Regions from separate parts of the Homo sapiens genome. Here region 1 is linked to region 2. Evidence: read pairs that join two places in POLR2A ChIA-PET (ENCODE). Cell type or tissue: B cell. All regions are shown on one strand. Links, peaks and the distances in the headings refer to the core of each region. The heading gives the core; the rest is flanking DNA.

Evidence for each region. Peaks named below come from ENCODE experiments on the same cell type or tissue, not always from the same donor. Only the 100,000 strongest peaks of a DNase experiment are listed, where the experiment ranks them.
Region 1: POLR2A ChIA-PET joins it to region 2 with 13 read pairs; 18 of 35 experiments call an interaction of 5 or more read pairs at or near these places.

What each region holds. Positions count from the first base shown.
Region 1 is chr19:16,064,248-16,075,420 of GRCh38, reverse strand. LINC01855 (long intergenic non-protein coding RNA 1855) reads right to left here and starts at 9,734. Exons shown (of 3, transcript NR_146442.1): 1 at 9,666-9,734; 2 at 9,385-9,553; 3 at 9,109-9,316. It also overlaps a transcript of TPM4 not described here. RefSeq lists enhancers at 1-42, 3,561-4,125, 4,786-5,155, 7,228-7,522, 8,288-8,582 and a silencer at 4,586-4,705. In B cell, for the core only: a CTCF peak has its summit at 4,896; DNase peaks (open chromatin) are centred at 1,210 and 4,750; H3K4me3 peaks cover 604 bases; H3K27ac peaks cover 5,243 bases.
Region 2 is chr19:16,152,220-16,163,392 of GRCh38, reverse strand. HSH2D (hematopoietic SH2 domain containing) reads right to left here. Exons shown (of 6, transcript NM_001382417.1): 3 at 10,752-10,841; 4 at 10,185-10,350; 5 at 8,902-8,994; 6 at 4,818-6,183. The coding sequence ends at 5,599. CIB3 (calcium and integrin binding family member 3) reads left to right here. Exons shown (of 6, transcript NM_054113.4): 6 at 1,907-2,025. The coding sequence ends at 1,928. Among named protein-coding and RNA genes, the nearest start is that of HSH2D, 14 kb to the right of the region's middle. RefSeq lists enhancers at 3,026-3,115, 5,127-5,416. In B cell, for the core only: no CTCF peak of the experiment used is centred there; a DNase peak (open chromatin) is centred at 7,432; H3K4me3 peaks cover 385 bases; H3K27ac peaks cover 2,192 bases.

The DNA of each region.
Region 1 (11,173 bases), core at 480-8,479, 87 kb after region 2:
ACTTTCTTTGAAGGCTCGGGTTAAATCTTTAAAATTTTTGCATATAGGCCATGTTCATTTTAATAAAAATGTCCCCTACTTTCCCTAAATTTTCAGTCCTCTGTTTATCCCAAGAGTCCTATCCTCCCATCACTCCTAGTTTGAGAAGCTCAGGCCTATGGATTACAAACCACAGACCCCATCACCTCTCTTTGTCACCCCCCACCACACCGGTCTAGAGTTGGCTCAAGAAGACTTTTCTGTCACCTCCAGGCTGAAACTCCCTCCCTGGGCCCCCAACTCTGGATTAGGGTGATCATATCCAGCTCATGCCTGGATCTGACTTTTTTTTTTGAGAGTCTCGCTCTGTCACCAAGGCTGGAGTGCAGTGGCACGATCTCAGCTCACTGCAACCTCCGCCTCCTGGGTTCAAGTGATTCTCCTGCCTCAACCTCCCCGGTAGCTGGTACTACAGGTGCACACCACCACGACTGACTAATTTTTGTATTTTCAGTAGAGACAGGGTTTTGCAATATTGGCCAGGCAGGTCTCAAACTCCTGACCTCAAGTGATCTGCCCGCCTCGGCCTCCCAAATTGCTGGGATTGCAGGCGTGAGTCGCCACACCTGGCTTGGATCTGACTTTTGCCTTAGATGGTTTGACACTGATCTTGTTCCTGCTCCCAGGGTGGGCAGACAGCCCCCACTGAGCCCAGCTTCATTCTCCTGCTTCCTCCCCACAGCAGGAGGCTCAGAGAGGTGGGATGACTTTCCCCAGGTCACACAGCACAGGGTTTGAGCCCAGGTCTTCTGGAATATAAGCCTATAATGAACTGAATGCTTGCTTTTGCCCCCTCTCCAATTCATGTGTTGAAGCCCTCATCTCCATGTGATGGTAATTGGTGATGGGGCCTTTGGAAGATGATGAGGTTTGGGTGAGGTCATGAGGGTTGACCCACCATGATGGGATTAAGGCCCTTATGAGAAGAGGCCAGAACTTGGTTATCCTCTTCCAATGTGAGGACACAGCAAGAAGGTGGCTGTCTGCAAGCTAGCTAGAGAGCGCTCACCAGACATTTAATCTGCCAGCATCTTGATCTTGGACATCTAGCCTCCAGACTGTAAACAATAAATGTCTATTACTGAAGCTACCCAGTCTATGGTGTTTTGTTATAACTGCCTGAGCTGACAAAGACAAAGCCCTTGGCCCTGTTCCTCACACTAGGCCAGCTTCCCTTCCTCCCTCTCTGACTTGCTTCTCTTCTTTTTTTTCTTGAAGAGGGTATGTTAAAAAAGCTGCTGTGCCCGTGGCTTCTAGACTGAGCTCTGAATCCTGTCTGGGCTACGTGCTCACCCCTGAGTGGATGTGCAAAATGTACCAGGTGCCCCATATGTGTGTGTGTGTGTATGTTTTTTTTTTGCCTTTTTTTTTTTTAACCTGATCTTGCTGTGTGTGTGTGTGCATTATTTTTTTTTTTTGCGTTTTTTTTTTTTTTTTTTTTTTACATGGTCTTCCTGTGTCTCCCAGGCTGGAGTGCAGTGGTGTGATCATAGCTTACTGCAGCCTTGACCTCCTCGGCTCAAGCGATCCTCCCGCCTCAGCCTCCTGAGTAGCTGGAAAGTGTGAACTCCAGGCTTCCCATCTTGCGGCCTGCTGGGTGTCAGCTGGAGGATGGGGTGGAGGCTGGCAGCTGGAGGTTCAGCTGATGTCACTGAGGTGACCTGCAAGGGTCTCTAGCTGAGATGTGACAGAGAGCAGGGAGGGCTATCCTGTCTGAAGTCCTCAGGAGCATCCCAAGCTATGGGGAGATGACAGGGCCCAATCCAGGGTGGCCAGCTGATCAGGGCAGGGTCAGAGTCTATAGGGCCTGACCTTGACCTCCGGGTGGGGAGCCTGGAAGCCTGACTCCAAATCCAAGCTCTGCGACCCCCGTCCCCTTTTCTGGCCTCAGATTCTCCATCTGCAGAACAGAAACCTTGACATGCTGGTCTCTGAGCATTCCGGCAGCTGCTTTTGAACTTCTGCCTTGACTGAGAAAATGAGCCAGTTTCCTTAAAGACGTTTCATAGGTCAACCCTGACCTACAGCATCCACCTGACTTCCTTCCAGATCTGTGGATCACAGCATTTATTGGGTGCCAACTGTGTGCCCAACACAGGACTCTCCTAACATGTAGGAAGAGTGAGAGCAAATCTGACAGCATGGACTCATCAGGGTATGAAGATGGTTTGGGTGTTTTGTTTTGTTTTTGTTTTTGTTTTTTTGAGATAGGATCTCGCTGTGTTATCCAGGCTGGTCTCGAACTCCTGGGCTCAAGGGATCCTCCCACTTCAGCCTCCCGAGTAGCTGGGACAACAGGCATGAGCCACCCCACCTGGCTGGTTTGGGGTTTTTTTGTTTGGTTTGGGGTTTTGACTACTTTTTTGGGGGAAATGTTTGGGCAAGAACATGTGAGGACAGGGATAAGGCCGACAGGGGGCTATCTGGCATTTAGAATGTGTTGGGCGTGTTACAATTTGTTTTGATATATTTTTTGAGACAGAGTCTTGCTCTGTTGCCTAGGCTGGAGTGTAGTGGCTGGATCTCAGCTCACTGCAACTTCCACCTCCCTGGCTCAAGTGCTTCTCCTGCCTCAACCTCCCTAGTAGCTGGGATTACAGGCTCATGCCACCAAGCCCAGTTAATTTTTGTATTTTTTGTAGAGACAGGGTTTTGCCAGGCTGGTCTCGAACTCCTGACCTCAGGTGATCCCCCACCTCAGCCTCCTGAAGTGCTGGGATTACAGGTGTGAGCCACTATGCCTGGCCAGGGCGTGTTACAAATATTGTCTCAGGGAAGCCCCATACTACAGAAGGGCAAACTGAGTCTCTGAAAGGGGAAGGGACTTGCCTGATGCCACACAGATGGGGGATTTGAATCTTTGTTAGTCTGATTCCAAAGCTGGTTTGCTTGACTTCTAGACCATGCTGGACCCACTGCTAAGAATGACTTTCTACTTTTCACTGGGAGGGCATCTACCGTCCCTCCATGCTCAGTCCCAAGGCTCCCCAACCCTGGTGGCCTGCTCTGCTGCCCTGAGCAGAGCTTTCGCCACGCCTACAGCTGTCCCAGCCTCTGTCCCTCCCTCTGGTCCGGCCCTGACCTCTGAGCTGGAGGTATTCATGGTCTGTCTCCCTCAGCTTGGAGTTTCTTGAGGGTCAGTTCTGGGACTGAGGCCACTATGGGCCCCAGCATTAGAACACTGTAGGAAGTGTTTGGGATGAATCGAAGACACAACCCCAAACCCTTCAGTGGTAGGCAGTGAGGATAAAAAATAAATGAGAGCTGGGCGCAGTGGCTCACGCCTGTAATTCCAGCACTACGGGAGGCCGAGGCGGGCGGATCACGAGGTCAGGAGTTTGAGACCAGCCAGACCAACATGGTGAAACCCCGTCTTTACTAAAAATACAAAAATTAGCCGGGCCTGGTGGCGCGTGCCCGTCATTGTCCCTCTGTGAGCCTCAGTTTCCCTATCTGTCATAGGATTACCTTAGTCCCTGCAAATGGGGCCTTGGGGCAGGGCTGAGGCAGGATGTGGGGTCAAAGGCCAGTGGTGGAGGATGTTGCTGCCCTGGGAGGGGAGTGGGCAGGAAGCGGCCGGGCTGGGCCTCTTTGTCCTTTTCCCACACTGGGTAAGCAGGGCCAGAAATCAGTGCTTGGCTGCTGGGATCAGGCTGGCCCGAGAGCTGCTCTCTCTGGCCTCCTGCAGCGTCAGGCGCTCTAAGTGCCTCTATTCCCCAGCAGGACTGGCCGTTAGCTCCTGTGGGGCGCTGGCTTCTGCTTCGGAATTCTGGGATCTTGAGTTCCACACCTGAACTTCAGAAGGCCTCACGTGTTCCCATTTCACAGATGAGGACACTGAGGGCTCAGAAATGTGCAGGAACGTGTCCTCAGTCATGAAGCTAGGAGAGTCACAAAGACCAGGCTCCGTGGCTCAAGTCTGTGATCCCAGCACTTTGGGAGGTTGAGGTGGAAGGATCACTTGAGCCCAGGAGTTCAAGACTAGCCTGGGCAATAGTGAGACCCTGTCTCTACTAAAAATAAAATAACTAGCTGGGCGTGGAGGTGTGCACCTCCACTGGGGAGGCTGAGGTGGGAGGATCGCTTGAGCCCTAGGAGTTTGAGGCTGCAGTAAGCTGTGATTGCACCACTGCACTCCAGCCTGGGCAACAGAGTGAGACCCCCATCTCTAAAAAATAAAAATACATTTAAAGACTGATATACACAAAGTATGTGCTAGTCTATGGAGGTTTGCCTGAAAGCTAGTCTGTGTAGACTTGCTTTGAGCCCAAGTCTACTCCAGTGGGCATCTTTGTGGGACAAAAAAGGCATAACCTCCTTGGCCACGCAGCTGGCTGGAGGCTTTGAGGATTCTTCCTTTTTGAACTTGTGGCTGTCCTGGGAGATAGCCACTCACACCTTAGTAAGAATTAGTGCTATAAACTTGTTTCTCTCCGAATCTCTGGCTAAGTCCCTCATGGTGAGGGCTAAATGATGGCTAGAAGCTGGCCCAGCACAGGATGAATGTCTGTGTTTGCCAGGGAGGGGCACAGAGAAGGCGGAGAGAGCTTGTGGCAGGGAACACTGGGGTGGGGCTTGGCCTGCACGAATGTGCCACATACTCTTAGGGCAGCCCTGGGGCACGGGGGGCTGGGGAGGCCCAAAGGGGAAGTAGGGCGGGGCAGGAAATCAACCTACATTTATTGAGTGCTTACTCTGAGCTAGGCTCCGGGCCAAGGGTTCCACCTGTACAGTCACCTCTAATCCTGTCATGGGGTGGCAAGGGAGGCCCTACTGTCACTTCCGTATCTCACTCATGCAGGCGTCCGGGACACCTAGCGACTGAGCCATGACTCAAACATGGCCAGTCTGAGCTCCGAGCTTTCGCCTTTAGCTGCCGGGCTGGCCTGGCTCCTGGCCTGGGTGGGGCTGGGCACTCGGTGCCATGGTCCTAGGCATCTCCCAGGGTTTATCGGAGACCTGGATGCTCCCCAGGGCTTGGCAGTTGACATCGGGGTGTGGATAAACATTGTGGGGAACATGGCTCTGTGGGAGGGGACTCCCTTCCTTCCTCCCACCCACTGCTCCTGTCTGCTCTGCCCCAAACCATGGCCACGGCCTTGGAACTCCAATGCATTCTCATTGCCAGGGTTCCCAGGACTCTTGTCTCCAAAGTTCTGGGTCTGTGTGGGCTCTTGGCTGCCAGGAGATGGGAAATGGCCTCCCTCTCCTCCGTCCACCACGGGCAGCCCACCTGCCCCGGCCTCCAGGCTTTTAGCAGGGACACCCCCACATACACAATGAGATTCTCAGACTCACTCTCAACTCTACTCCCATCCCAGTCCCCAGACCCCACCCAGTCACCCCTGCAGCAGGTCACAGCCCTGGGCCCCCACCACACACACACACACACATGCCGTGCCATTCTCCTGGGCAGGTGCCCATGAGACAGCGGGCTTCTGTCACAGTGGAGGCTTCCTGATCCAGGGGCATAGTGTCACCTACACGCACACACAGGTTCGCACAGCCCCCCTCACATCCATATGCACACGCCAGCAGAAACAGTCACTGACACACACACTCACCCCGACAGAAACACACACTCATTCACACACACACCAATCGAAACACACACTCATCCACACATGCACACACCCCCCAATAGAAACACACTCATACACGCAACCCCATAAAAACACACACTTATCCACACACACACCCCAACAGAAACACACACTCATCCACACACACACCAACAGAAACACACACTCACCCACACACACACAGCAACAGAAACACACATTCATCCACACACACCAATAGAAACACACACACCAATAGAAACACACACTCATCCACACACAACACACATACACACCAATAGAAACACACAATCATACACACACCCCATCAGAAACACACACTCATCCATACACATTCACACACCAATAGAAACACACACTCATTCACACACATACACACCAACAGAAACACACACTCATACACACACACCAATAGAAACACACACTCATCCACACACATACACACCAATAGAAACACACAACCATACACACACCCCATCAGAAACACACACTCATCCATACACATTCACACACACCAACAGAAACACACTCATACACATAAACACACCAACAGAAACACACACTCATCTAAACATGCACACACACCCCAACAGAAGCACAGTCACCAATACACACAACAGAAACACACATCCAAACATGTGCGTGGGTGCACACACACACGCCATCAGAAACCCATCACCCTGATACACAGATGCCAACACAAACATAGCCACATCAACATGTACTTTCAATCACTGTCATACCAGCGTTTGCTCAAGCACACACACAGTCAGCCTGTCCCGCTACCCTCACAGACCCCCACCATCTACACACAGGCTCACAAACACACCCACACTCTTTCACACCTACTTTCCAACAGCCGCACGCAGCGTCCCACACACAGCTCTCCTAGTACACACTCATTCTCACAGTCACCTTTACCCCTCCGCACTCTTTTCAGCTGAAACATATGTGCATGTACAGATAGACACGTAAAACAGACACATACAACACATGTGCACACACAGAAAGGCTCAAACACACACAGATACACTCACACACACACAGAACTGCTCTCACACACACAAATATGTGTACACACACACGCAGAAATGCTTAAACACATACAGATACACGCACAGAGAATTGCTCAAACACACAAATATGTGTACACACACAGACATGTGCAGAAATGCTTAAACACATAGATACACACAGACACACGCTCAAACATACACAATACATGTACACACAGACACAAATGCTCAAACATGCAGATACACACACAGACACACACAGAAATGCTCACGCACACACACAGAGAATTGCTCAAACACACACAAATGGCCGGGCGCAGTGGCTCATGCCTGTAATCCCAGCACTTTGGGAGGCAGACGCGGGCGGATCACTTGAGGTCAGGAGTTTGAGACCAGTCCGGCCAACATGGCGAAATCCGGTCTCTACTAAAAATACAAAATTAGCCGGGTGTGATGGTGGGTGCCTGTAATCCCAGCTACTCGGAGGCTGAGGCAGGAGAATCGCCTGAACGCAGGAGGCGGAGGTTGCAGTGATCCGAGATTGGGCCACTGCACTCCAGCCTGGGCCACAGAGCGAGACTCTGTCTCAAACACACACACACACACACACACACGCACACATGCACACACACACCAGAGGCAAACACGCACACACGTACACACACACGTACACACACATACGCTCAAACACACGCAAATACACACACACAGCATGTCCCCAACCGCCCTATCTAGTACACAACCTCCCAGCGCAAACGACACCTCGCTCACGAACGTTCTCACTCTCCCTCCCCCGCCAACTCTCTCTCTGTCAAACTCACTTTGTTCGCACTGGCCCTGCTGGGGGTGGGTCCGATCGTCACCCCTCTTCCAGCCCAGGACCCCATCCAAGGAAGGCAATGGTCCCCTCGCTCTTCCTCCGCCAAAGCATCAGCCTCCTATCCTCCCGCAGGTGTCTGCGACCCCCAACTGGGCTCCAGACCCCGGCCTTCCGCACAGAGAGGACTCCCAGCAGCCCGGAGCGGCCCAGCGGAGGGCACCTCACCTGCTTGCACTTGTCCTCAGCGGCTTTCTTATCCGCCTCCGCCTGCTCCGCGCGGTCGATGGCATTCTCCTTGTCCAACTTCAGCATCTGCATTTTCTTCTTGATGGCCTCCATGGCTGGGCGCTGGCGTGGGGGACGTGGGGTGCGCGGCGGGCTCTGTGGGGGCTGCGGCAGTCAGGGGCTGTGGCTGTGGGGCAGAGTGAGCCTGGCAGGGTGGAGGAGAGGGCCTTATAGCCTCCCGGGGTGCCTCCGCCCTCCTGCCAGGCGAGTCTTGGAGGAGGCCCAAGCCCAGGCCGGCCGGGCCAGCCGCCACTCGCTTGCTCAGGAGGACTTGGCCAGCTCACCGTGCTCCCGGCAGCCCTCGCCTTATTTGGACCTAGGATTTTCTTAAAGGAAGAAAAAAAAAAGGTCCTAGCTGTTTCCATTTTTAACCTGGTGACACAGGTCCCGCGTGGGCGTGTCCCGGGCAGGACCTAGGGTGGGGGCTGCTCTGGGCTGCCTCAGTTTCCCCATCCATCGTTGGGAGGAATGAAGAGGGCTGTGGGTGGGCTCGGGGTCCCGGTGCTGCAATGTGGGGAGGCGCCTGTCTTTTCTGCCTTGGTCTTGTCTGTGGCCCACTGAGTACCTGGTCCCCTAAAAATGGGAAAGTACTTGTTAAGTAAAATGAGCAATTCCCCGTTTCCCCCCTCCCCCACCGCCCACACACACACTTTTCTCTGCCTAGGAAATGTAGGAAACGTCTATTTATCTTTCAAGGCCCAGATCCAATGGCCCCTCCTTCAGGAAGCCGTCCTGGATTCCTAGACAGACTTTTGGACTTCCTGCCTAGCATCAAGCTTTCTCCTCCCCTCTAGGTCCTGCCTCTCTAGTATCAGGGATTAGGCCTCCACCCTATTTCCGGCCACCACCCCCAGGGAGCCTTCCTGGATTTCTCCCACCTCTTTCTGCCATGCCCCTGTCTCTCTTCTGGTGACTGTCGCTGTGTCTCTCTCCATCTCTCCATCTCTTCTGCCCCCCTGTGGCTTCTACTGCTTGTGGCTCATGACAGGGAGAAGGCCACTCAATCAACTGATCTGGGCCATCTCTGAAACTCTTGGAGCCCAGGGCAGGCTCCTGCTGTCCTCTCTAGATCTCAGGTCTTCCTTTCCTCCCTCTTGTGCTGGGAATCAAGGTGTGGCTCCCCAGTTCCCAAAGAACAGGAGACGGCCTTAGTGCCTTAGCTCCCCGCTTAAGACTCTGCCCCCAACTCTCTCCACACTGGACCCCTGTACTCCAGTTTTCCCACCCCCAGGCCTTTGTGCCGTCCATCTCCTTGACCCTACTATGCCTCCGTTCTCCCCTCCAGCAATCAAGGGCAGGATTTGCTGACTCCAGAAAGCTTTTTCCTTCCTTAGATAGTAGAGCTAAAAGAATAAAACAAAAAGAATTTTTTTTTTTAAAGAGAAAGTTTAATTTATTGGCTCATTCATTCAGGCACTGAATTCCTGTCACATGCTGTGTCCTAGCAGCGCACACTCAGCATGTGGGAGCTGTTACTATTATTGTTATTATTCAAGCATCATTTATGAGATGTGAACTCTTTGGGGCAGGCCATGGGGCTGGGTCTTGTCTGTGGTCTTCTGAGTACCTGGCCCCTAGAAGATAGGAAAGTGTTTGTTAAAATGAAACACACACACACACACACACACACACACACACACACTTCGCTGCCTAGGAAACTTCTATTCATCCTTCAAGGCCCAGATGCAATGGCTCCTCCTCTAGGAAGCCTTCCTGGATTCCTAGACAGACTCCTGGACTCCCACCCAGCATCAAGACTCCTGTGTGGGATGAAGTGGAGGTAGGGAGGCCTCCTTGTTTTCTGCCCAAGGCTGTAGAGGAAACAGGATCGTGGAAGAGATGGGTAGTGGTCAGTGCCACTGGGGACTGTAGGTTCGGGCCAAGAGTGTCCAGCTTCCCTCTGCCCCCTCCCAGCTGCCTCACTGTTCATTAAGCCAGCTTCCTTCTCTTTGTCATGGTGAAAACTTCACCCCTGTTGGTGCAGGGGCTGAAAAGGTAGCAAATAGAACATTCTAGAACTTCTTTCATGCGCTAAAGACATTGACTTCTCCCTGTGTTCCGGAGTTAAGGGGGCCAAGCCCAGACCCCTCCCCAACTCCGTTCTTCATCCTCCTCCCTTATCCCACCCCTCCCCCATGCTACACAGACAGTTTCGTCCTGTGACAAAAGCAGACCAGAATAATTGCATCTCGAGGGACGTCAGTCATGATGAAAGGACCCTGGGTGGATAATGAAGAAATGCTGTTCATGGACTAAGCCTAGCAGATGACTCACAGATCCCACTTTGAGCCATAAGCTGGAGGGGGGGGCACTGTTTTTATTCCCCTCTTTTTTTTTGAGACAGAGTCTTGCTCTGTCACCCAAGCTGGAGTGCAGTGGCATGATCTTGGCTCACTGCAACCTCTGCCTCCCAAGTTCAAGTGATTCTCCTGTCTCAGCCTCCCGAGTAGCTGGGACTACAGGTGCCTGCCACCACCCCTGGCTAAATTTTTGTATTTTTAGCAGAGACGGGGTTTTGCTATGTTGGTCAGGCTGGACTCCAACTCCTGACCTCATGTGATCCACCCACCTTTGCCTCCTAAAGTGCTGGGTTTACAGGCATGAGCCACTGTGCCTGGCCTTTTATTCCCATTTTTACAGAGGAGGAAATTGAGGCTGGCCCTCTATGTCAGAGGCCATCCAGCCAGGTGAGGCAGCTGCAACGTAGGCCCCTTTGCCTTTACAATGAACTCCAGGAATGAGCTGCGGTTATAAGCCCCTCCCTGTGTTACAAATAGGGAAACTGAGGCCCAGAGTGACTCACCCACAGTCACCCAGCTTGTGAGTGGCCCAGCTGACTCTAGGACCGAGCTGGCAAGAAGTCCTAAGACTCCCTCACCCACCCCGCTCTGCCACAACCAGGCCTCCATGCCCACCATTTCTCATTCTCTTCACTATCTCAGGCTGAGTCATCAGAGGTCAGTCCTGATGTCCTCTCCACCCCTGCTGTCCCCCGCTGTGTCCCCAGAGACCCTGGGACCAGCCTCGCCGCAGGTGGTGTGGCTAATTCCAGGCCTGACACCACCGACCTCGGAAAGAGATTCCTCCCGCAGGAGATATCTGCGTGCTTCATGGCCTTGTAGGGAAGACCCTTGTCCCTGGTACGGTTTCTTGCAAAGGGAGCTCCCAGAGGTGGAGTCTGATGCGGAGGAGGGGAGACACAGGCTAGGAATGGCGCTAGGACTAGCTGCATGACCCCATCAGCATCTTTAGTGTGTCGTCTGCAGCCTTGGTAATGGACTTACATCCCCTCTGGGCATGAGCTCCAGGGAACACCCCAGGAGCCCTGGTCAGGGCCGGGAGGGTCATTTGGGGTTCCCGGACGCTGGGGGCCCTGCCCCAGCTGTTCAGGCTGTGTATTCTGGAGCATGAGGCAGGTGGAGGCTGCCATT
Region 2 (11,173 bases), core at 980-8,979:
AGTAGAGACAGGGTTTTGTCATGTTGGCCAGGCTGGTCTTGAACTCCTGACCTCAAGTGATTCACCTACTGTGGCCTCCCAGACTGCTGGGAGTACAAGCGTGAGCCACCACGCCCAGCCCGTTTGTTTGTTTTGAGACAGGGTCTCACTCAGTGACCCAGACTGCAGTGCATGGTGCAATCGGCTCACTGCAGCCTCTAACTCCTCGGCTCAAGAGATCCTCCCACCTCAGCTTCCTAAGTAGCTGGGACTACGGGGCCGAGCGCAGTGGCTCACACCTGTAATCCCAGCATTTTAGGAGGCTGAGGCAGTAGTCTCTACTAAAAATACAAAAATTAGCCTGGGCATGGTGGGGCACACCTCTAGTCCCAGCTACTCGGGAGGCTGAGGCAGGAGAGTAACTTGAACCCGAACCTGGGAGGTGGAGGTTTGCAGTGAGCCACGATTGCGCCACTGTACTCCAGCTTGAGCGAGACTCTGTCTCAAAAAAAAAAAAAAAAAAAAAAGAAAAGAAAAGAAAAAAGAAATAAAATAAGAATAAACCAAGTAGCTGGGACTACAGGTACGTGCCACTGTGCCTGGCTAATTTTGTTTGTTTTATTTTATTAATTAATTAATTTATTTTATTTTATTTTTTTGAGATGGAGTCTCGCTCTGTCACCCAGGATGGAGTGCAGTGGCACGATCTCGGCTCACAGCAACCTCCACCTCGCAGGTTCAAGCACTTCTCCCTGCCTCAGCCTCCCGAGTATCTGGAATTACAGGCGCCCGCCACCACGCCCGGTTAATTTTTGTATTTTTTTAGTAGAGATAAGGTTTCGCCATGTTGGCCAGGCTGGTCTTGAACTCCTGACCTCAGGTGATCTGTCCATCTTGGCCTCCCAAAGTGCTGGGATTACAGGCGTGAGCCGTCATGCCCGGCCTGTTTTTGTTTTTATCTATAAGCTGAGGCAGTGCTGAAAATGTTGAGACAGGGTCTCACTTTGTTGCCCAGGCTGGAGTGCAGTGGCACAATCATAGCTCACTGCAGCCTCTACCTCCTGGGCTCAAGAGCAATCCTCCCACCTCAGCCTCCTGAGTAGCTGGGAGTACGGGCACACACCACCACGCCTAGCTAACTAAAAACTTTTTTTTTTTTTTTTTTTTTTTGTGGAGACAAGGTCTTGCCTTGTTGCCCAGGCTGTTCTCAAACTCCTGGCCTCAACTGATCCTCCTGCCTTGGCCTCCCAAAGTCCTGAGATTACAGGGGTGAGTCACTGCACCAGGCCACATAATGGTTTCGATACATATAATGTATGATGAGCAGATCAGGGTCATTAGCATATCCATCATCTCAAACATGTATCATTTATTTGTGTTGAGAACATTCAGTATCCTTCTTCTAGCTATTTGAAACTTTATATCATATGGCAGGATGTGGTGATTCATGCCTGTAATCCTAGCACTTTGGGAAGCTAAGGTGGGTGGATCGCTTGAGCACAGGAGTTCCAGACCAGCCTGGGCAACAAAGCAAGTTGAGAAACTCCGTTTCTACTGAAAATAGAAAAATTAACTGGGCGTGGTATCATGCACCTGTAATCCTAGCTACTCGGGAGGCTGAGGCATGAGAATCACTTGAACCCAGGAGGCAGAGGTTGCAGTGAGCCAAGATCACACCACTGCACTACAGCCTGGGAGACAGAGCAAGACCCCATCTCAAAAAAAAAAAAAAAAAAAAAAGAATTAAAAAATTAAAGGCATGTGCTCTCAGCCCCTGTAGGGGTCTCCCGGCCTAGGGTTGTTTGAGGGGTCCATGTGGCATCCTTCCTGCCTGTCCCAGGGACTTGCCGTGAGCGTGTTGAGGGGGAGGAGGAAAAGGGGTTGTCCACTCCTTGAAGGCCTTGACTCCTTTTCTCTCTGCACACAGCACCTTCCACATCCGAATCTGATGGCACCACAGAGGAGCCGAGCTATAGGAGGGCGGGGTGACCCCTCACCCGCTGTGGACTCTGGTTTCTGAGAATAAACACAAGTCACTGAGTCACACCTGCTGGGAGGACACATTTTTCCACCTTAAAACTGGAAGATGGGAGGGAGGCGGCGTAGAATTTTATCTTTGACTTTGCTGTGTGACCCTGAGTGTGGCCACACCCTCTCTGGGCCACGATCTCCCTGTTTGTACAAGGAAGGGGTGACTCCTAGATCGTCTTCACTGTGAAGGCTGGAAATGCCTTGTTGTGGGTGTCCGTGGCGGAGGTGAGGTGGTGGGGAGATCGGGCCCGTGCTGTCCTACCCCAGGGTTCCCACTCTGAAGGCCAAACCTCACCCTTCACTACTCAAGTTTCTTTTTATCCCTCAAACCCTGAGTCATCAAAGGGATTGAAACTTTTCCTCCCGGGCTGACTCATTAGAGCTGCCAAGAGGAGACCACTGATTGGGAGGGGTGGAAATGTCATTCACTGAGGTGGCTGCTGCACTTTACAGTTTATGATGCATCTGCCCCCTAACGTGACACTGACCCCCTATAACATCCCTGCAGAGTTGGCCGAGGATCATGCCCTCATTTGGAGGGAGCAGAGTGACTTGCCTAAGGCCACCCCACAAGTCATTTGCAGGGGCGGGCTTGAACCCAGGTGCACCTCATACCAGATCCCAGATGTCTGAACCTTGTACATTTGGGGAACCCCACACCCCCTCCACCTGGGGTTGCCCCAGGGCCCCCATCTATGCCCCAGTCAGTCCAAGGAGTAGTCACTCCTGCAACCAAGACCAGCCCCTAGGGACCTTCCCAGACACCTCCATTGTACAGTATGTCATGTCTAGAGAGCTCACTCCCATCTTAACCCGCTAATAAATTAAGCAGCTACTGGGCTGGGCACGGTGGCTCAAGCCTGTAACCCCAGCATTTGGGAGGCCAAGGTGGGCAGATTGTCTGAGCCCAAGAATTTGAGACCAGCCTCAGCAACGTGGTGAAACCCTGTCTCTACCAAAAATACAAAAATTAGCTGGGTGTGGTGGTGCATGCCTGTAGTCCCAGCTACTTGGGAGGCTGAGGTGGGAGGATCGCTTGAGCCCAGGAAAGGGAAGTTGTAGTGACCAGAGATCGTGCTACTGCACTCCAGCCTGGGCAATAGAGCGAGACTCTGTCCAAAAAAAAAAAAAAAAAGGAGCCAGGCACAGTGGCTCACGCCTGTAATCCCAACACTTTGGGAGGCTGAGGCGGGTAGATCGCCTGAGCCCAGCAATTCGAGACCAGCCTGGGCAGCATGGTGAAACCCTGTCTCTACCAAAAATACAAAAAGTAACTGGATGTGGTGGTGCATTCCTGTAGTCCCAGCTACTCAGGAGGCTGAGGCAGGAGAATCAATTGAACCAGGAGGCAGAGGTTGCAGTGGACCGAGGTCGAACCACTGCACTCCAGCCTGGGCGACAGACCAAAACTCCTCCGTCTCAAAGAAAAAGAAAAAAAAAGAAAAACACCTACTGTGCACCAAAGTCCCAGGTTTTACATGCATTCTGCCAGTTCATCCTGAAGAGGGACTGCTCTTCTCATTTTCCAGGTAAGAAAGTAGGCCCAGAGATGTCTAGACTTGCCAAAGGTCACACAGCCCCACAACCTAGGATTCCCTCCAGAGCCCTCCACCATCATGGCCCTGTGATGCCTCCTCCGTCCCCAGCCTTTTTTTTTTTTGAGATGGAGTCTTGCTCTGTCACCCAGTCTGGAGTCTTGCTCTGTCACCCAGGCTGGAGTGCAGTGGCTTGGTCTTGGCTCACTGCAACCTCCGCCTCCCAGGTTCAAGCGATTCTCCTGCCTCAGTCTCCTGAGTAGCTGGGATTACAGGCGCAAGCCACCATGCCTGGCTAATTTTTGTAGTTTTTAGTAGAGACGGGGTTTCACCATGTTGGCCAGGCTGGTTTTGAACTCCTGACCTCAGGTGATCCACCTGCCTTGGCCTCCCAAAGTGCTGGGATTAGAGGTGTGAGCCACTGCGTCCGGCCAGCTTTTTCTTTCTTTTTTTTTTTTTTCTTTTCTGAGACAAGGTCTCTCTCTGTTGCTCAGGCTGAAGTGGGGTGATCATGACTCACTGCAGCCTTGAACTCCTGGGGTCAGATGATCCTCCCGTCTCAGCCTCCCAAATAGCTGGGACTACAGGTGTGTGCCACTACACCTGGCTAATTTTTTGAATTTTTGTAGATACGAGGCCTTGCCATGTTGCCCAGGCTGGTCTTGAAATCCTGGGCTTGAGCAATCCTCCCACCTCCCACCCTCCTCAAGTGCTGGGATTACAGGCATGAGCCACCACACACGGCTGCCTCTTCCCTTTTTTTTTTTTGAGACAGACTCTTCACTCTGTCACTCAAGCTGGAGTGCAGTGGTATGATCTTGGCTCACTGCAAGCTCCGCCTCCTGGGTTCACGCCATTCTCCTGCCTCAGCCTCCCGAGTAGCTGGGACTAAAGGTGCCCGCCACCACACCTGGCTAATTTTTTGTATTTTTAGTAGAGACGGGGTTTCACCGTGTTAGCCAGGATGGTCTCAATCTCCTGACCTCATGATCCACCTGCCTCGACCTCCCAAAGTGCTGGGATTACAGGTGTGAGCCACCACGCCCGGCTGCCTCTTCCCTTTTTAAAGGAAAGACGCTCATGTGCTTCTCCTGAAGCCAACACTGATGATGTCCAAGTGCCTACTGCACACCAGGCCCTCAACACAACTCGTCTCCTTCATCTGCATGAAAACCCCAGGAGGAAGGCATGAACAGCCAATGGTGCCGCTGGGGACACACTCGGAGTTGAGCCTGGACGAAGCTCCGGTTGGAGAGAGACCCTGCAGCGTGCTTTTATTTTTTAATTTCATTTTTATTTATTTATTTATTTTTTGAGATGGAGTCTCACTCTGTCATCCAGGCTGGACTGCAGTGATGCGATCTCGGCTCACTGCAACCTCTGCCTCCCGGGTTCAAGCAATTCTCCCGCCTCAGGCTCCCAAGTAGCTGGGATTACAGGCATGCGCCACCACGTCCGGGTAATTTTTGAATTTTTTAGTATAGACGGGGTTTCACCATGTTGGCCAGGCTGGTCTCGAACTCCTGACCTCAAGCGATCTGCCTGCCTCGGCCCCACAGAGTGCTGGGACTACAGGCATGAGCCACTGAGCCCGGCTTGCAGTGTGCTTTTAGACAACAGAACAAACAGATGATATGGGAAAAGGGCTCGGATTCACCTGGCTTCAAATCCTGGTGCTGACACCCATAGCTCTGTGGCCTTGGTCACGCCTCTTATCCTCTCTGAACCTCAGTCTCTTCTTCAAAACATGGAGGATGACCCTCCCTGAGGGCCTTGCTCTGAGGCGTAAAATAATGAATAGAAGGTCTGGCACTGGGGCTGATGTATAGCTGGTGCCCCAAACCATCAGCGTCACTCTGATGATTGTTGCTAAAATAACCAGCTCACCCCATGGGTGAGTGCAGGAACAGACCCCAAAAACATCTTTATTCCATTTCCCGGGTTCCCGAAGACCCCCGGATGCCATGGTGTGGGGCCATGGAAGAAATGTTAAGGCATTCAGGAGTGTGGCAGCCCCTGGCAGCGAGTCCCAGAGCCAGGGTGGACCTGTTCTCTAGCAGTACCCAGGGGCAAAGGGTGGCGGTTGTTGGTACTCCTCCGGGAGCTGGTCGTTCTCAGGCTCTGCCAAGCCCTGGTGCTCTGGCTTGGACTCCTGGGAGGATAGGGCTCTCACTACCATTTGGTGCCAACTCCTGTCCCCTGGGGTCACCTCAATGCAGCTGACCGACCTCTCGGCCTTCCTGGTGGGGACCTTTCTGTCTTTTGGTGCCTGGGGCTGTGAGGGGCTTTTGAGAGATGTGGCCACACAGGGATCCGTGTAGCCTCTGTCCCCCGAGGTGGGATCCCCTGAGTGATCTTGGCTGCCTTTTCCGGTCCCAGGGCCTGAGATCACCGTGGATCTCCGGACATCCAAGAGTGACGACAAGTTCACAGTGGCGAGGTGGCTTTTTAGCTGCTGCCGGACCCTCTGGCCTCTCTCGGGGAGCATTTTGAGGCTCCTCCAGAGTTTCTGGCGGGTCTCTCCAAGAGGGGATTTTGGGGGGCAGGAGGAAGTGGCTTCCTTGGTGGTTATTCTGTTCATCTCTGCTGACGGCTTCCTTTCCTTTGATTGGTGACACAGGACTGGCTTTGGGGAGGCCTGAAAATGAGAGTAGGGGAGGCCTGGGGCAGCTTGCCCACCAGAGCACCATGTCTGTCCCAGAAATTGGAGCCTGGGTTCCACCCAGACACCCTGTGGCTGAGAAACGTCCCCGTGTGAACCCCCAAACCTGATCCCATGCCCCATCTTTCTCGTCTCAGTAAATGGCTTCACTGTCTCCCCCAGGGGTTGGCAAACTTGTTCTTCTTCCTTTTTTTTTTTTTGAGATGGAGTTTCACTCTGTCGCCCAGTCTGGAGTGCAGTGGCACAATCTCGGCTCACTGCAACCTCCACCTCCTGGGTTCAAGCGATTCTCCTGCCTCAGCCTCCCAAGTAGCTAGAACCAAAAGCACACCACCACGCCTGGCTAATTTTTGTATTTTCAGTAGAGACATGGTTTCACCATGTTGGCCCTGGTGGTCTTGAACTCCTTACCTCAGGTGATCCACCCACCTCGGCCTCCCAGAGTGCTGGGATTACAGATGAGAGCCACCGCACCTGGCCTGGCAAACTTCTTTTACAAAGAGTCAGAGAGTAAATATTTCAACTTTGCAGGCTGTACCATCCGTCTCAATTATGTAGCTCTGCTGTTGTAGCGGATGCCAGAGGTCACACGTGAACCAATGAGCGTGCCTGGGTTCTAATATAGCTTTATTGATAAACATGGAAATATGAATTTTATCTGATTTTCACAGGTTACAAAATACTATCTTTACAAAAATGTGGGGCCAGGTGTGATAGCTCATGCCTGTAATCCCAGTGCTTTGGAAGGCTGAGGCAGGAGGATTTTTTGAGGCCAGGAGTTTGAGACCTGCCTGGGCAATGTAGTGAGACCCCATCTCTACAAATCTTTTTTTTTTTTGAGAGGGTCTTGCTTTGTCACCCAGGCTGGAGTGCAGTGGTGCAATCATGGCTCACTGCAGCCTCGACCTCCCAGGCTCAAGCAATCCTCCCACCTCAGCCCCCAGAGTAGCTGACTACAGGCGTGCGCCACCATGCCTGGCTAATTTTTTTATTTTTTGTGGAGACGGGCTTGCTGTGTTGCCCAGGCTGGTCTCAAAGTCCTGGCCTCAAGCAATCCTCTCCTCTCAGCCTCCCAAAGCACTGGGAATACAGGTGTGAGCCACTACGCAGACCAAATATCCATGTTTCTTTCCACACCTGGGCTCTCATTTTTGTCCCTCCCACCTTGACACTGTCCTCCACCCCCACCTCACTTCCTCCTTCTTTCCATCTCCACCAGTGCCCAGGAAAGCCCCTTCTGCAGCCAGTAGCCACAGGAAACATTTAAAACCACCAGTTCCGGCCAGGTGTGGTAGCTCACGCCTATAATCCCAGCACTTTGGGAGGCCGAGGTGAGCGGATCATGAGGTCAGGGGTTTGAGACCAGTCTGGCCAACATGGTGAAACCCCGTCTCTACTAAAAATACAAAAATTAGCACGCACCTGTAGTCCCAGCTACTCAGGAGGCTGAGGCAGGAGAATCGCTTGAACCTGGGAGGCGGAGGTTGCAGCGAGCCTAGACTGTGCCATTCCACTCCAGCTTGGTCGACAAAGCAAGACTCCGTCTCAAAAAAAAAAAAAAAAAAAGTCCTCCCATGCATACACTCTCCTTTGGCTCCTCCCTGGTGCAACTGGACTAGAATCCCAGCTCCTCACCTTGGCTCCAAGGCCCTGCACTATTGGCCCTTCCTGACCCTGGGGCTTCAACTTCTGACAATCTCTCTCTCACTAACCCCAATCCATCTATATGCTGGCTTTTTTTGTTCTGTTTTCCAAACACACCAAGCCCCAGGACTTTTGCAAGTGCCATTCCCGCTGCCTGGAATGTCCTCCCTGTGTCTGTGTGTATGACTGGCTCCTCCTCACCTTGCAGATCTCAGCTATAAGCCACCTCCTCTAGGAAGCCTTCCCTGACTGCCTTCCCCCACTTGCACCCCCCACCTCCACTGATGTCCATCACACCAGCCTGTTTCATTTGTACCACTGTCATAACTTCCCCTGCTGGGCAGGGGGCTTGGAGAGCACTTAGACTTCAACCTAGGGGTGCCTAAAGGTCTCCCAAACCCCAAGATGCTGTGATACATTCATTCATCTACTCCACAGATTCATTAGTTAAGCACCTTCAATATGGCAGGTCCTTTCAGAGGGGTGGGAGAAGCAAAGGCAAACAAGCCAGATGGAGTCTCCAGTCTCTCAGAGCTCACAGTCTGACTGGAAAGGCAGCCAGGGAGCATGTAAACCCATAAGTAAATAGGATTTTGAGGAACACTTTTGGGAAGTCCGCTGCAGTGAATAAACAGGGTAATGTGAAGGAGAATCCAGAAGGTGTTGCTTTAGGTCTGGGGCCTGGGGAAGGAGGCACTTGAAGGAGAAATGAATGAAGACATGGGAAATCTAGGGGCAGGGCACACAGTTTGTGCAAAGGACCTGAGGTGGGGCCGGCACACGCAGAGACCCCGAGGCTAGCTTGGTGTGTCTGAACAACAGACGGTATGGCAGCAGGGCTGGCGCTGGGTAGGTGACAGGCAGAAAGAGGACCTCAGATTGTAGTTTGAATTTTAATCTCGGTGTTGCAAAAGCACTGGAAAGGTTTAAAGCACCAAGCTGTAGGATCGCATTCTCATTCTAGAAGGAGCCTCCTCTGGAAGCTGTTGACCACCTCCACTCCTGCCCCTCAGCCAGGTGGGAGGTGCCAGCCTCCTGTCATATACATACCTCCTCAGGGGCAGACACCGGGCAGGCAGCTTCCTCGGCCACTGCGTTGGAGTAGAGGAAGAGATCCTCGTAATCCACGTTTGCGGGATCCTTCTGCAGGGCGGAAGGGGCCTGTAGCTCAGCACTAGGGAGGGGGAAAGGTCCTGCACGGACCCTGGAAGGCAGGTCTCAGGGACCATCCCTTGAATAGCAGTTTCTTAGTACCTAGGCCACGCCCACTAAGCGTTATAAGAAAATATGCCCCACCCACAGCCATTTCTTAGGGATTGGGACACACCCACTGAGCCTTCTAAAGAAAGATGCCCCGCCCATAGCACGTTCTTGGGAGCTAGGCCACACCCACTGAGCCTTCTAAGGAAAGATGCCCCGCCCACAACAGTTTCTTGGGCGCTAGGTCAGGCCCACTGAGTCCTATAAGGAAAGATGCCCCACCCACAGCAGTTTCTTGGGAGCTAGGCCACACCCACTGAGCCTTCTAAGGAAAGATGCCCCACCTACCACAATTTCTTGGGAGCTAGGCCAGGCACACCAAGCCCTATAAGGAAAGATGCCCTGCCCACAGCAGTTTCTTGGGGACTAGGCAACACCCACTGAGCCTTCTAAGGAAAGATGCCCCGCCCACAGCAGTTTATTGGGAGCTAGGCCACACCCACTGAGCCTTCTAAGGAGAGATAACCCCCCTCAGCAGTTTCTTAGGGGCTAGGCCACGCCCACTGGGCCTTCTAAGGAAACATGCCCTGCCCACAGCAGTTTATTGGGAGCCAGGCCACCCACTGAGCCTTCTAAGGAAAGCGTATTGGGAGCCAGGCCACGCCCACCGAGCTTCTAAGGAAAGATGCTCCACCCACAGCAGTTTATTGGGAGCCAGGCCACACCCACTGAGCCTTCTAAGGAAAGATGCTCCACCCACAGCAGTTTATTGGGAGCCAGGCCACACCCACTGAGCCTTCTAAGGAAAGCGTATTGGGAGCCAGGCCACGCCCACCGAGCCTTCTAAGGAAAGATGTCATTCCTTCAGATGAGCCAAGATTATACCTGGCACATGAACCCTTATAAAAAATCAGCCTGTTGACATGGGCCTGGAGGGCGGAGCCATGGGGAAGCAGGAACCACAACGGAGACCGCTGTGGGGGGCAGAGGGACTACTGGGGTGGGGCCGGAGGGGCCAAGGACCATGAGAGTGACAGAATCAAGAGGAGCTGATGGGGGCGTGGGAAACAAAGGGGTCTGGGGGGCTTGGCCCCAAGGAAATGGCTGTGAACCTTGTGGGTCCCCGCCCTCACCTGCCTGCAGGGCTGTGTCAGCAGCTCCCTGCGCGGCTCAATTGGCTTCTGCTGGTGGAAGGTGACCAGGGCGTCCAGCGAGGTGTGGGCCACCTTCTCCCCGGGGATCATGAAAGTCCCATCATCCAAGAGCTTCACCATGAAATGGCAGCAGCTGCTTTGGGCTCTGCGGAGACACTGCGGGGGCTGGGACATCCTACTCCCCCTCATCCCTGCCCCAAGTCCCCAGCCCTTGGGCCGGCAGCGTCACTGCTACAGCCAGACTACCCCAGGTTCCCATGCAGGCTTCTTCACTCACTGGCCATGCAACACCCAGCAGGTTACTAACCTCGCTGTGCCTCAGTTTCCCCCATTTATAACACAGGAGTACAAAGGCTGGCCTCAGATAAAACATGCCACTACGGACAAAAGCTTCACTCATTGCTTGGCTAGCAGCTCCCGTTCTCAGATCCACAGCCTCAGTTACTGCTGCTTTCTGAGAAGCTATGACATGAAGCACCCCTTGCCCCCTCCAAGGAAACCCAAGAGCCCACCTGCCCCTGCCCTGGATCCCGGCCCAGGCCTTACTTGTAGGAGAGTGTGTAGCCCACATGGCTGTGACTGACCCTGATGAGAAAGGATCCCAGTGGCTGTGACTCCAGCAAGTTCTCAGCATCCCTGGAAGGGCACACACAGAAAGGAAATGAAACAGTCCAGCCGCCCCACGTACCAGTTAGACTCCTGGGGCCATGGGATCATTCATGGAGAAGGCTGGTAGTTTTCATTTTTCTTTTTTCCTTTTTTTTTTTTTTGAGACAGAGTCTCGCTCTGTCCCCCCGGCTGGAGTGCAGTGGCGCGATCTCAACTTACTGCAAGCTCCGCCTCCCGGATTCACGCCATTCTCCTGCCTCAGCCTCCCAAGTAGCTGGGACCACAGGCGCCAGCCACCACGCCCGGCTAATTTTTTGTATATTTTAGTAGAGATGGGGTTTCACTGTGTTAGCCAGGAT